4 separate regions of the Homo sapiens genome follow, and regions 1, 2 and 3 are each linked to region 4. The links are chromatin contacts, found by Hi-C or POLR2A ChIA-PET in ENCODE. All regions are on one chromosome and are shown on one strand. Each heading gives the region's core, a stretch centred on a gene start or an enhancer-like site at or near the end of the contact. The rest is flanking DNA. Distances are from core to core; before and after follow the strand shown. Region 1 holds the start of KIF9 (kinesin family member 9). Region 2 overlaps NBEAL2 (neurobeachin like 2). Region 3 holds the start of UQCRC1 (ubiquinol-cytochrome c reductase core protein 1). Region 4 holds the start of DHX30 (DExH-box helicase 30).

Region 1 (2,983 bases), core at 161-2,660, 520 kb after region 4:
CCAGGCTGGAGTGCAGTGGTGTGATTACAACTCACTGCAGGCTTGACCTCCTAGGCTCAAGCGATCCTCCCACCTCACCCTCCTGAGTAGCTGGGACTACGGGCACAGGCTACCATGCCCAGACAATTTTTTATTATTTGTAGAGACAGGGTCTCCCTACATAGCCCAGGCTGGTCTCCAATTCCCCCACTCAAGTGATCCTCTCGCCTCTCAAAGTGCTGGGATTACAGGTGTGAGCCACCATGCCTGCCCTGTTTGTTTTTTAAACAGGGATCACGCACAGATGCTGAGAGCTTTCCAGCTAAAGCCCAACAGGGAGCCCCACTGATCATCTCCCCAACCGGACGTCTCCACATGGTTCGGTGGCTTGGCCAGGCAGCAGCACAGCATGCCTCTTCCTCATGAAAAGACCCAGGCACAGGAGGGAGGCTGGCTCTAGCGACCAGAATGCTGGTGGGGAACAGGTGGTTAAGATATCTTTCCCTCTTAATATCAGTCAGCATCCCTCTCCCCACGCGGCCAGCAGGCCCAGCCCCGGGGACCTTTGTGGTGGTGAGTGGTGCCTTCCAGTATGGGGCAGGGTGGCTTCCCACCTCAAAAATTTTCCAGAGAAGATTTTAAAAGCTCTTAAGAGACAAAGTAGTAATTCAACAATTAAGGGCAATGATTCCTAAGGAGAAGCCTTCTCTTCTAGAACAGCACAGCCAAGTTCGACAGGCACAAAGAAATATCTGTAGTGACAAGAGAAGGTTCTTCAGTGGTGCCCATCAGCATGTGGAGCCGGCCACCGCCCCTGCCTCCATAGAAGGTAAGTCCATTTTCTCTTGTCTGCATGACAGAAAAAGGAGGCTGTCACCCGTGTCTCCCACTCCAAGGGCCTAAGCGGCGCACCTCTCAACCTTTCCTTTCAAGGGCTGAAAGGTTGTCCTCTTCCTCTCCCCACTCGGCCCCGATCCCCTTTTGCTCGGCACCTCTCTCCCCACTACTCGGCCCCCCTCACACCTCTTCTCCCCACCCCTCTCCCTGCTAGACCTCTCTTTCTCTGTCCCCCGCCCCTTTTTACTCCCCGCTCGACCCCTTTTCCCTCAGCCCGCTGCCGCCCAGTCCGCGGTACCTTGAGGGTCACGTCGCACAGCTTGCCCTGCCGCCGGATCTCCTCCATGACGCCGTAGCCGCGACTAGGCAACTCAGACACGGAGAAGTGCACCAGATCCTCCAGCTCCTCCGCGCCGTCCTCCACCATCTTCCCCGGCCGCTGCAACTGCGCAGGCCTCGCCGGCCGGCTAGACACTAACCAGGGCGGGGCGATAGCGCACGCCGACAGCCGCTCGGAGCGCGGAGCAGCAATCGGACGGGCCTCCGCGGCCGCCGTAGTTGAATCTCCTCGGCGCCGGAAGCCCCGCCACTCCGCTTCCTGGTTCATGTGCGGCCTTCGTTCCCTCGCTATCTCGACCTTGACTTCGCATGTGCATCCGCCGAAGTCTTTCTAGATCAATCGGCCCCATCTCTCGTCTTCCCGATTCGGCCATGACCTCACCCGTATCCTCGACGTAGGACCTCGGACTTCATTTCCGCCACCCCGACACTTCCGGAATCCCCGGAAGCGACCCGTTGCCATGGCGACTATGTACACAGCCAGGCAGCCCCGCGTGGGGAGTGCAGGTGGTTTCGGTTGCGGCAGTCGCGTCCCGGGAGCGTCGCTGCCTGGTGAACGGTGAGCAGGGGCTGCTCGCCGGTGGGAGTGGGGAGACGGGAAAAGGGTGTGCGCCCGGACTGCTGAAAGTGGCTGGGGTCCAAAAACCGCTTTATCTGGGGGTTCCCAGCTGGGTCGCTCATCTCTGAAACCCAGGCGAAGGAGGGCTCGACGTCGCGGGAGTCCTTTCAACCTGACCGCGGCTTACGGTCTTCGGAGCTAATGTTCATTGGTCCCACAAAGGGGTCCCACGTCGCGTCCAGGACATAGAGGCCGTGAGGCAGGGAGCCAGAGGTCGTCTGGACTCTTCCGTACTAGTCAGTTTTCGAACTAGAGGGGGCTTTGGGATCACCAGTCGGAGCCCTTCGTGTTACAGGTGAGGAAACCTCTCCAGAGAGGGACCGGAATGGGTCCAAAGCCCACTGCCGCCCAGGCTCCACGCGGGGGTCCGGCACATTGGGTGAGAAAAAGGAGAAAGTCTAGTTTTGCCTGCATCCTAGTCTTGTTCAGCCAAGGCCAGGTGCAGTTGGACCCAGTGTTTTGGATTCGGGTGTTGGTGCTGCCGCTACGGGTAGCTATGAGGGTTCCCCATGACAGCCCCTCATCTGGACGGGAGCACTGGAAGATAGGGACCCACCTGGTGCCTTCCACCCCACCAAACGCTCCCTTTCCTCTTGTCTAGTCTTCATGGCTGCTTGTTGCCAATTCTGTTCATTCCCACTAAAGACAAATGAGGAAACCTCGAGCGCCTTAACACAGAAGTCTCCTGGTGGCCATTCAGAGACTTGCTTTGTTATACCAGAAATATCAAAGGGTGGTTCCCCAAGGAGAGACATTCCCCACAAGGTCCTGAGGGAGAAAGGGAGGGGGCCGGGCGCCGTGGCTCACGCCTGTAATCCTAGCACTTTGGGAGGCTGAGGTGAGCGGATTGCTTGAGCTCAGGAGTTCAAGACCAGCCTGGGCAACATGGCGAAACCCTGTCTCTACGAAAAATACAAAAATTACCCGGGCGTGGTGGTGCACGCCTGTAGTCCTAGCTACTTGCGGGGCTGAGGTGGGAGGATCGCTTGAACCCAGGATGTGGAGGCTACGGTGAACCGAGATTGTTTCACTGCACTCCAGCCTAGGTGACAGAGTGAGACCCTGTCACAAAAACAAATAAACAAAAAACAAAAACAAAAACAAAAAAAGCGTGTGGTGAGGTGCTGGATGTGGATTTTTGCACCTGGAAACCAAGTGTCCTCCTGGAAGGGCTGTGGGCTTTGGTTGGAGTTGTCATGGAAGGGGAGT
Region 2 (2,941 bases), core at 128-2,627, 800 kb after region 4:
CCCGCTCACCCCCCTGGGCTGCCCACCCCGGGGTGTTCCCGCCGACTTCTGGGCGGGGCCTCCCGGGCCAGGCCTGCCGGGGGCGGGGCCCGAGCAGCCGGACTGGCCAGGTTCAGCGCGCCTCAGTAGGGTTGTATTCCGTCTCTCCCGAGGACACCTGGGAGATGCGCCGCGAGGACCGCCACAGCTTCCGCGCGAACTGGCTGCTGCGCACCTGGTGGGCGTAAGGGTTGAGTAGGATCAGCTGGGATCGCCGCGCCACGCCCCGCCCCGTTCGAGGGGCCTCCCCACCCCCGCCCCATCCTCACCTCAGAGGGCTGCCCCGCGACCACCACGATGAGCTTGCCATCCTCCAGGCCCACCAGCACGTGGCTGCGCTCCTTGGTCACGGCCACGCTGCGGATGGCCACCTTCATGGGCAAGGGAGGCGCGGCCGGGAGCAGTCTGGAAGGGAGAGGGGATATACACCAACTTGCGACTGCAAGGGGGCTTTGCGACCAGCAGATATCCCTTATCCCATATACCCTCTCTGTCCTCATTTTAAGGATGGTTAAATTGAAATTCTTATACACAAAGAAATCTCCCACAACTGTGGCTAAGCGGAGGCCCAGGGCAAGACCTCCCCATGGGAAGATGAAGGGACAGGTAACAAACCTTGAAATATGTGCCCACAAACATGTATGGTGTGTGGGTTCCTAGGGCCTTTATCCTACACCAATGACCACCACCTTCAGGGGCCATGAACCCATAAATGGGGGGCTTACGTGTTTAGTTGGAGGATGTGCAGGGCGCACTGGGCGGTGCCCAGCAACACAAAGTCCTCTGTCACCGTCAGGGCTGTAGGCTGCTCTGCCAGGGGCAGTGAAGCCCGCAACTTCCCATTGACTGAATACAGGTGCAAGGAGTAGGTGACCTGGAGGAAGCAGGGAGTGTCAGCAAGGACAGGATCCCAACTGCCCCTCCATCTTTGCTGGGCACCCCTTCCCCATACCTGGGCCCCAGGACGTTCCCACGCTGAGCTCTGTACCACAATCTGGCCTTCGGACCCCAATGCCAGGTGGAAAATAGGTCCAGGGAATGTGGCACCCAGAGGCCGTAGTGCCGCTACAAACTGTCCGCGGCGTACAGTGTGTATGATCACAGTTCCATCCTGCAGGAAGGCAACTTAGGGTCCTGGGCAGGAGTCTGGGCTCCAGGGGGATTGCCCAGGAAACTCACCCTCCCCAGGGCACATGCATACACACACCTCAGATCCAGACACAGCCATGTCAAGTTCAGTGCTGATGGCCACACAGCTCACTGCAGCCCCATGCCCATACAGGACCTGCACAGGCTTTGGTGCCAGGCCTACTGACAGACCACCCTGTGGAGGACCAGGGTTGGCTTAGGACTGTCCCCTGAGGCTCAGGAAATGAAGGCCTTGTCCAAGACTAGAGGAGGACAGGACTGGAAGGCCACTGAGGGACGGATGGGCTGCAGGTCTGGGCTACGGGGGCCCCACAGAGCTGCCCACGAGGCACACCTGATGCAGGAGCCGCCACACCATGCACGTGGTGTCCCGGGAGCCTGAGATGAGGTAGATGCCACAGGTGTCCAGTGCAAGGCAGGTTACTACATCTGCATGGGAAGGGGAGGGTACAGGCAGAACGGAGGAGTCACATCCGCCCTGGCCAGCCTCAGAACCCGGCCCCATACCTGTGTGCCTCATTCTCCCCAGCTCCAAGGCTGTTCATACCAAGGTGGCAGCTGAGCTGGCTCAACAGCTTGCCACGGGGTAGTGCAGTCACCCGCAGGCTGCCATCCCAGTGGCCACCGCTGAATAGCAGCTTTCCATCCGGGGCCACTGCCAGTGCTTGTCCACTCACACCACTGCCTGGCACCCACGGGCCACTCAGCAGTCGCTGCGTCCTGACCCAGTGAGGGGGATAGCAAGTGAGGCCAGGCCACATGGAAGAGACCCAGGCCCTCAGGGAGCCTGGCCAGACCTTTCCCCTGCAGCTGGCCTACATTCTGATTAGGGAGGGGAATAATTCCGGGTGCAGGGCATTTGTAGCCCACCCCACCCACAGCCCTCTGTCCTACTTGTGGCTGCCCATGGTGGGGTCTTTGCTGAAGCTGAAGTAGTTGCTTATGTTGCGGTCATAGGGCAACCAGCTGTGGGTGCCCAGCAGCCCACTGGCACTCACAGTCACCTGCAGGCAGGAGGGGGCAGAGGTGGGTTTCTGGCAGAGGCAAGGGGGAGTGGAGCTGAGCTGGGGCTCTGCACAATGCACTTACCAACAGGTCTGGGGAACCCTGGGTGATGAAGGAGTGGGGCTGCCGGTGGGGGACCAGGGCTAGCACCAGGGGTACACCATCACTGACAACCTGCAGGGGCAAGGGCAGGCCTAGCTATGCCTGAGTACTATCAGATTACACTATCTGCTCCCTGAAGCATCATCCCTTCCTTTACTGTCAGTCCCCAGGGGTCATAGAGTAGGTGTCACAGATGCAGAGGTTCCCTCCAAGAAACAGGCAGAGACTTTAGGAGGGCATCTCAGAAAGTGGGTGAGAAGCTGGGACAGACATGGAAGATGCTTCCAGAGTATCACACTTAGTTTCAACTTGGTCCTCTCACCCTGTTATTCCTTGTCCCCCTAGCCCAAAGGCAGGAAGAGAGGGAAACCTAAAAAAAAAGTCAGGCCTGGGGGCAACATTCAGGAATGTTCCTGTCTAGGAAGGCGATGGAAGGGGTCCAAGGACAGATCTCCCTCCTGATCTCCCTAAGGCTTTCAGAGCTTGTTGAGTCGACACTTTATCCTGGCCCTGATGAAGAAGGCACCCCTCCTGCCCCCATACTCTTCCCATGTTTAGCTCATTTTCTAAGGTGCCTTGAAATCAGTGACCTTGATTAGGATTCCCATCTGCCCCACGTGGTTGGTAAGGACAGTGGGGTTAAACC
Region 3 (2,856 bases), core at 183-2,682, 810 kb before region 4:
TCCTAGCCCTTGCCTCTTCCTGTACTTAAGATACTGTCTGACAGGATTAATGATTATGCTTCTGTGACCTATAAACAGATGTACTCTTGCACCCAAACCTTGATGAGATTTATGCTCTAATGTAACTTCTGAGCACATTTGATGTAATTTCTGAGCACATGGAGAGCCGCCACCACCAGTGTATAAACTGTCGGAAACACTGCTTTGGAGCAGTCTAGCAGAAACTCCCTGAAAGGCTCTCCCGGGTTGCAATTCTTGGTAAGACTTCTGAATAGAACTAACTTTAAATATTTAAAAGCTTGTTTTTTTTTTTCTTTAGTTGACATAACAAAGCATACCTTAGAAGTCTTTTTTTTTTTTTTTTTTTTTTTTTGAGACGGAGTTTCGCTCTTGTTGCCCAGGCTGGAAATGGCGCGATCTCGGCTCACCGCAACCTCCGCCTCCCGGGTTCAAGTGATTCTCCTGCCTCAGCCTCTGGAGTAGCTAGGATTACAGGCATGCGCCACCACGCCCGTCTACTTTTGTATTTTTAGTAGAGACGGGGTTTCTCCATGTCGGTCAGGCTGGTCTCAAATTCCCGACCTCAGGTGATCCGCCCACCTCGGCCTTCCAAAGTGCTGGGATTACAGGCATGAGCCACTGCACCCAGCCAGAATTCTTTTTCCTCTTACAGAAAAGGAAAGGTTTCACCATGTTGGCCAGGCTGGTCTTGGACTCCTCGCCTCAAGTGATCCACCTGCCTCGGCCTCCCAAAGTGTTGGGATTACAGGAGTGAGCCACCGCTCCCGGCCTGTACTTAGTTCTTTTAAAGAGAAAACTGGCAGGGCGCAAAACTGGCCAACATGGAGAAACCTTGTCTCTTCTAAAGAAACAAAAATTACCGGGCATAATCCCAGCTACTCGGGAGGCTGAGGCAGGAGAATCGCTTGAAGCCGGGAGGCGGAGGTTGCAGTGAGCCGAGATCGCGCCATTGCACTCCAGCCTGGGCGACAGAGCGAGACCCTGTCTCAGAAAATAAAAAATAAATAAAGAGAAAAAAATACTGACTTTCAGCACCAACTTGTGGTCCCAGGTAAGTTTCCACGCTGGTACTTTAGCCCTGGGCTCGAACCTGCGGACACGCTGTGGCTGCAACTCCCCGCCCGCCAGACCTCAGTACGCAGCGCGGCTGGTGAGAAACATAATGCACTCTGACTTCCACGCGTGGAATGGGGAGATGGACTGCACGGCGGGCGGACCTGCTCGGGCTGATGGACGGCAGGTGGACTGATGTGCGCAGGGACTGGCGGCAGCGCGGTCAGAGCCAGTCAGCCAAAGCCAGGCCAGCACAATAGACTGTCCCGGTTCCCGCCAGGAGGCGGCCGAGCACCAACTGTACGGTACTGCGCCTGCGCCGCGACCGCCAACGCGCCCAGTCTACGCTTGCGCGGCGCAACAGGGCCGACTGCAGCTGGAAGATGGCGGCGTCCGTGGTCTGTCGGGCCGCTACCGCCGGGGCACAAGTGCTATTGCGCGCCCGCCGCTCGGTGAGGTGGTGGCGAGAGCGCGGGGCTTCGGGACAGGGCTTCGGGAAGCGGACAGGTGTGGGCTGTTAGCAGTGGCAGGTCGAGGTGGGGAGGACGCGGGGTCAGGGCCGTGGGAAGGTCACGGCGGAGGGCGGGGAAAGGTATCTCGCCGCTTGCCTAGGGGCGGGGTTCGGGGGTCCTCCTGAGGACCTGGGAGGTGGGGAGCGATCCCCTGACCGAGTCCTCACTCGCGGCTGTTCCCTTCCACAGCCGGCCCTGCTGCGGACGCCAGCCTTGCGGAGTACGGCAACCTTCGCTCAGGCGCTCCAGTTCGTGCCGGAGACGCAGGTTAGCCTGCTGGACAACGGCCTGCGTGTGGCCTCCGAGCAGTCCTCTCAGCCCACTTGCACGGTGAGTTGGGGACGCTTTTGGGGAGAGGGCCTCCAGGTTGGGCCTGCCGTCTTTTCCCTGGTTGGGGTGTGACCTTGGGCTCGAGTCTTCCCGTTTGTGGTTTGGGTTCGGACCCAGGACCACTCACCCCGAGAATGGCCCCATTCCCTACCCTAGCCACGCCTTGGCTTCACGGGACAATCTTCACTATAAGCCAACATTATTTAGCATATAATGCCCGTTAAGTAGGCGGCCAAATTCTTTTCCAGCCTTTTGTTAAGGAGCCCATATAAGGGAAGTGATCATGTCTCCTCTTATAATGCGGAAAATGGGATTCAGACACCTTAGGTGACTTGCAGGGGTCCAGGTCTGTCAGCCTCACTGCCCAAGGTCATAATCTCCAGGCTAGACCAGAAATACATTTTAGGAAGCAAATGCATTTTAACAGTACAATGAAATGTGTGATTTTCCAAAAAATACAAATTCTCTAAATTGACACAAGAAATCTTGAGTCACAGATAGATATATGAATAGGTGAGAAGATTCCCAAGAAATAATTATCTCCTCCTCCTTTCAGCCCCCAGCCCCAGGGCCAGATGTTTTTATTGACACATCCTTTTAGTTTTCCAGAAACAATGTCCTGCGATTTAAATTGTTACTAAGCATAGGAAAAGGTGGCCTGCAACTTCCTTGTTATATGTCACTTGTTATAGTAAAGAATGCTATATTACATGAACTCTAAAATGTGCTAGATTGTAAGGAGCTGTCTGTGCTCCAGTGCCAGAGAAAGAATCTCAAGAATCTTGCCAATTTTAATCAAAGGATACTATAGATTGTAAAATGCCTCTTGCATTCCAAGATGTTAGATGTGAAATACATGTTCATCTAAGATTGTGTGATATATGGTATATGCATTGACATCTCTTAGGAAAGCAAATATCACATGTTCTCACTTATCAGT
Region 4 (2,816 bases), core at 265-2,764:
GAGACATATTATACTGTTATCTTCAAAGGCTGAAAGGGGCAAGAAAGGTCCAACAGCTAATAAAACTTGTGTGTGGTTTTTGTTTTGTTTTGTTTTGAGAAGGAGTTTCGCTCTTGTTGCCCAGGCTGGGGTGAAATGGCGCGATCTTGGCTCACTGCAACCTCGGCCTCCTGGGTTCAAGCAATTCTCTTGCCTCAGCCTCCCAAGTAGCTAGGGTTACAGGCGCACGCCACCATGCCCGGCTAATTTTTGTATTTTTAGTAGAAACGAGGTCTAGCCATGTTGGCCAGGCTGGTCTCAAACTTCTGACCTCAGGTGATCCACCCGCCTCGGCCTCCCAAAGTGCTGGGATTACAGGCGTGAGACACCGCTCCCGGCCCTAATAAAACTTTGTATCACAGCTACATAAATTAAAACACTTGAAGAGCAACTATCTTTTAGGGATAAAGAGCCAACACCGGTAGAAAACGCAGCAAAGGATGTAGTTTCTGCACATCGCCTTAAATCTCTAAGATTTAAGTGTAAATTACAAGATGTAGTTAAAACCCACAATGACAGTGGGGTTACCACCTTGCAAGAAACTTCAAGGGAAATCACCAGACAACGTCTCATTTCACTCTGGCCCATAAGCTGCAACTAAAACCAGGTTGAAAGCCTGTAAGTGGCCTTCTGCAGTCTACCTGCTAGTGTATGGCAAACCCTCATGGAGTGGGGTTGTAAAGTGAAACAGCCTCTGCCTTGAAAAATCATAATTCAAGTGACCAATGTTGCTACACAACGACTAGATATGCCATATCCCTGGCTTAGGGTTTCTGAGGACCCCTGGGACTCCAGTTCACTGCAAACAAAGGACCCAACATGCATTTGGTCTTCCCCTGCTAAATGGGACAAGTTACCACCAGCAAACAAAGAATACCTCACCCCTTGGCCTCCCCCAGTGACAAGGTCGGTGCAAAAGGGGGCAAACTAGGGGGGCCAGAAGGCACCGGGCCTCCCTCTGGACGAACGGTCCGGGCAGCACCGGGAAGGAGGAGAAGTAGACAAAGGTCTCGGGGCACTCAGGAGGCTTCCTCCAGGCCCTGCCTGGGGAAACGGCGCATCCCGAGGCGAAGGCGTCGTTGCGCCAATGAAGCGGCCTCTCCCACGGCCTCCGCGGAGCCCCTGGCTGCGAGGCCCGCCCCGGCGGACCGGTCTGGCCCCCGCCCCCGCCCGGGCTCCATGGCAACGGCAGGCCGAGGCCTGGCTGCCCACGGATCGGCCGGGCCGGCTTCCCGGGCAGGCCTAGGATGCCCGGCCTGCTCCTCGGGCCCGCCGGCGTCTCCGCCCCACTCTCCGCCAGGCTGGCGGTCGGACCGGGCCCCCTCCTCACGACGACCACCCCCGGCCGCGGCAGGCTCCTCAAGAGGGCACGAAAGGGGAGAATAAAAAGCCCAATTCACCTGTTGTTACAGATGTGAAACAAGCCTCTGTGCACCGCGCATGAGCCGCGGCTCCCCCAACCACGGCCGGACTACAACTCCCAGCAGCGGCGGCGCGGCCCCTTCCGAGTCCCGTGGCGGAAGTCCCGCCACCGGCCCGGCGTTCCCCACCCGGCGTCACGGAGCCCGCCTGCGGCGCACGGCTCCGCTCCCCCGCGGGCCTGGAGCCCGGCCCCACCTGGGACTCGTCGTAGCCGCTCGGGGCACCCAGCGCCCGGGATGCCCCAGCACCCGGCCCAATGGGGCGCGGCGGCGGTGCAGGCGGGACTTCCGGCGGAGTCGCGAAGGGGACGGGTTGGCGCCGGCTGCTCTGGGGTCGCAGAGCGAGCGGGTTTGGGTGGCGGGGTCGGGCGTCAAGTTGCTGCCTTTCTCGGCGACTTAGCTGCCTGCAGTGTGAAAGCGGGAAGGGTCTTCTCGCCCTCTGCGAGCCACCCGCGCCTCCTGATGCGAATAAACAGCCCGGGTCATGGCTGAGCGGGGAACGGTTTCCAGCTCGGGCTCCGGGATTCCACCCGCCTTCCCCGCCACAGCTCGTAGCCACGCCTCTTCTCTTCCCCATCTCCCCTCTAATCTGTTTTTTTAGGGAGGTGAGCATTTTTGTCTTGTCTCCCCAGTTTGCAGGGAAGATGAAATCAACGTGTTGGTTCGTTGATTTCGTAAACTGTACAACGTTAGGCAAAGGACAAGGTGGCACTTGCTGGTCGCGGGGAGAGTGCCAGTCATAGTTGCTGGAAATCTGGAGGTCCGCCCGGCCACATCACCTCTTAGGAATGAGAAAGGGGATTGTCCCAATTACACGCTGTAGTCCTCTAGATAAGGTTCAAGTATAGGTTCAGTGGAATTCAGCTTCAAAAGGAAACAACGCAGTGGCGTAGCTCTGAAGCTGGGTCAGGATTTTACAGAGTATGGTTTTAAGATGTGGCCTTTAGGCCGGGCGTGGTGGCTCACGCCTGTAATCCCAGCACTTTGGGAGGCCAAGGCGGGTGGATCACCTGCGGTCAGGAGTTCAAAACCAGCCTGGCCAACATGGTGAAACCCCGTCTCAACTAAAAATGCAAAAAAATTAGCTGGGCGTGGTGGCGGGCGCATATAATCCTAGCTACTTCGGGAGGCTGAGGCAGGAGAATCACTTGAACCCGGGAGGCGGATGTTGCAGTAAGCCGAGATCGTGTCATTGAACTCCAGCCTGGGCGACAAGAATGAAACTTAAAAAAAAAAAAAAAAAAAGATGTGACCTTTGAGGCTGTATGAAGAATTAGTGCCATATCCCGTCACTTTTGTGTGCAAACAGTTCAACATGTATCTCTTTTCTTTCTCTCTACATTGGCTAGAAGACCG

The links. Hi-C counts contacts between places; a loop is a spot of excess contacts on that map. ChIA-PET counts read pairs that join two places held with the same protein, here RNA polymerase II (POLR2A). Pooled maps may share reads with other maps.
Region 1: a map of CD8-positive, alpha-beta T cell shows a loop between it and region 4 (16-fold over the local background). The contact joins the promoter of KIF9 here to the promoter of DHX30 in region 4. A Hi-C loop is called at or near these places in 1 of 168 maps with a recorded cell type or tissue (CD8-positive, alpha-beta T cell), 1 of 37 single-sample maps with no recorded cell type and 9 of 50 pooled maps. POLR2A ChIA-PET finds 5 or more read pairs at or near these places in 2 of 52 experiments (PC-3 and activated naive CD4-positive, alpha-beta T cell).
Region 2: a loop to region 4 is called in a pooled map, with 4 times the contacts of the local background. The contact joins the enhancer-like site here to the promoter of DHX30 in region 4. A Hi-C loop is called at or near these places in 1 of 50 pooled maps. POLR2A ChIA-PET finds 5 or more read pairs at or near these places in 2 of 52 experiments (HEK293T and WTC11).
Region 3: a loop to region 4 is called in a pooled map, with 6 times the contacts of the local background. The contact joins the promoter of UQCRC1 here to the promoter of DHX30 in region 4. A Hi-C loop is called at or near these places in 4 of 50 pooled maps. POLR2A ChIA-PET finds 5 or more read pairs at or near these places in 2 of 52 experiments (activated CD4-positive, alpha-beta T cell and activated T-cell).

The regions. Positions count from the first base shown.
Region 1 is chr3:47,281,226-47,284,208 of GRCh38, reverse strand. It overlaps KIF9 (kinesin family member 9), which reads left to right and starts at 1,410. Exons shown (of 21, transcript NM_182902.4): 1 at 1,410-1,714. It overlaps KLHL18 (kelch like family member 18), which reads right to left and starts at 1,265. Exons shown (of 10, transcript NM_025010.5): 1 at 1,115-1,265. The coding sequence starts at 1,243. RefSeq lists enhancers at 1,282-1,671, 887-2,086.
Region 2 is chr3:47,006,492-47,009,432 of GRCh38, reverse strand. It overlaps NBEAL2 (neurobeachin like 2), which reads right to left. Exons shown (of 54, transcript NM_015175.3): 46 at 2,278-2,367; 47 at 2,083-2,192; 48 at 1,736-1,908; 49 at 1,523-1,617; 50 at 1,247-1,363; 51 at 992-1,150; 52 at 765-913; 53 at 309-444; 54 at 1-214. The coding sequence ends at 113. Among named protein-coding and RNA genes, the nearest start is that of NBEAL2, 28 kb to the right of the region's middle. RefSeq lists an enhancer at 1-174 and a silencer at 1-313. Within about 2 kb of position 1,377, at least 3 of the 41 ENCODE cell types and tissues checked have a DNase peak (open chromatin) inside an H3K27ac peak, as active enhancers do.
Region 3 is chr3:48,608,222-48,611,077 of GRCh38, reverse strand. It overlaps UQCRC1 (ubiquinol-cytochrome c reductase core protein 1), which reads left to right and starts at 1,432. Exons shown (of 13, transcript NM_003365.3): 1 at 1,432-1,526; 2 at 1,776-1,916. The coding sequence starts at 1,458. RefSeq lists enhancers at 1,042-1,151, 848-1,362, 1,442-1,541 and a silencer at 1,712-1,811.
Region 4 is chr3:47,801,836-47,804,651 of GRCh38, reverse strand. It overlaps DHX30 (DExH-box helicase 30), which reads right to left and starts at 1,514. Exons shown (of 22, transcript NM_138615.3): 1 at 1,440-1,514. RefSeq lists an enhancer at 844-1,369 and a silencer at 1,094-1,943.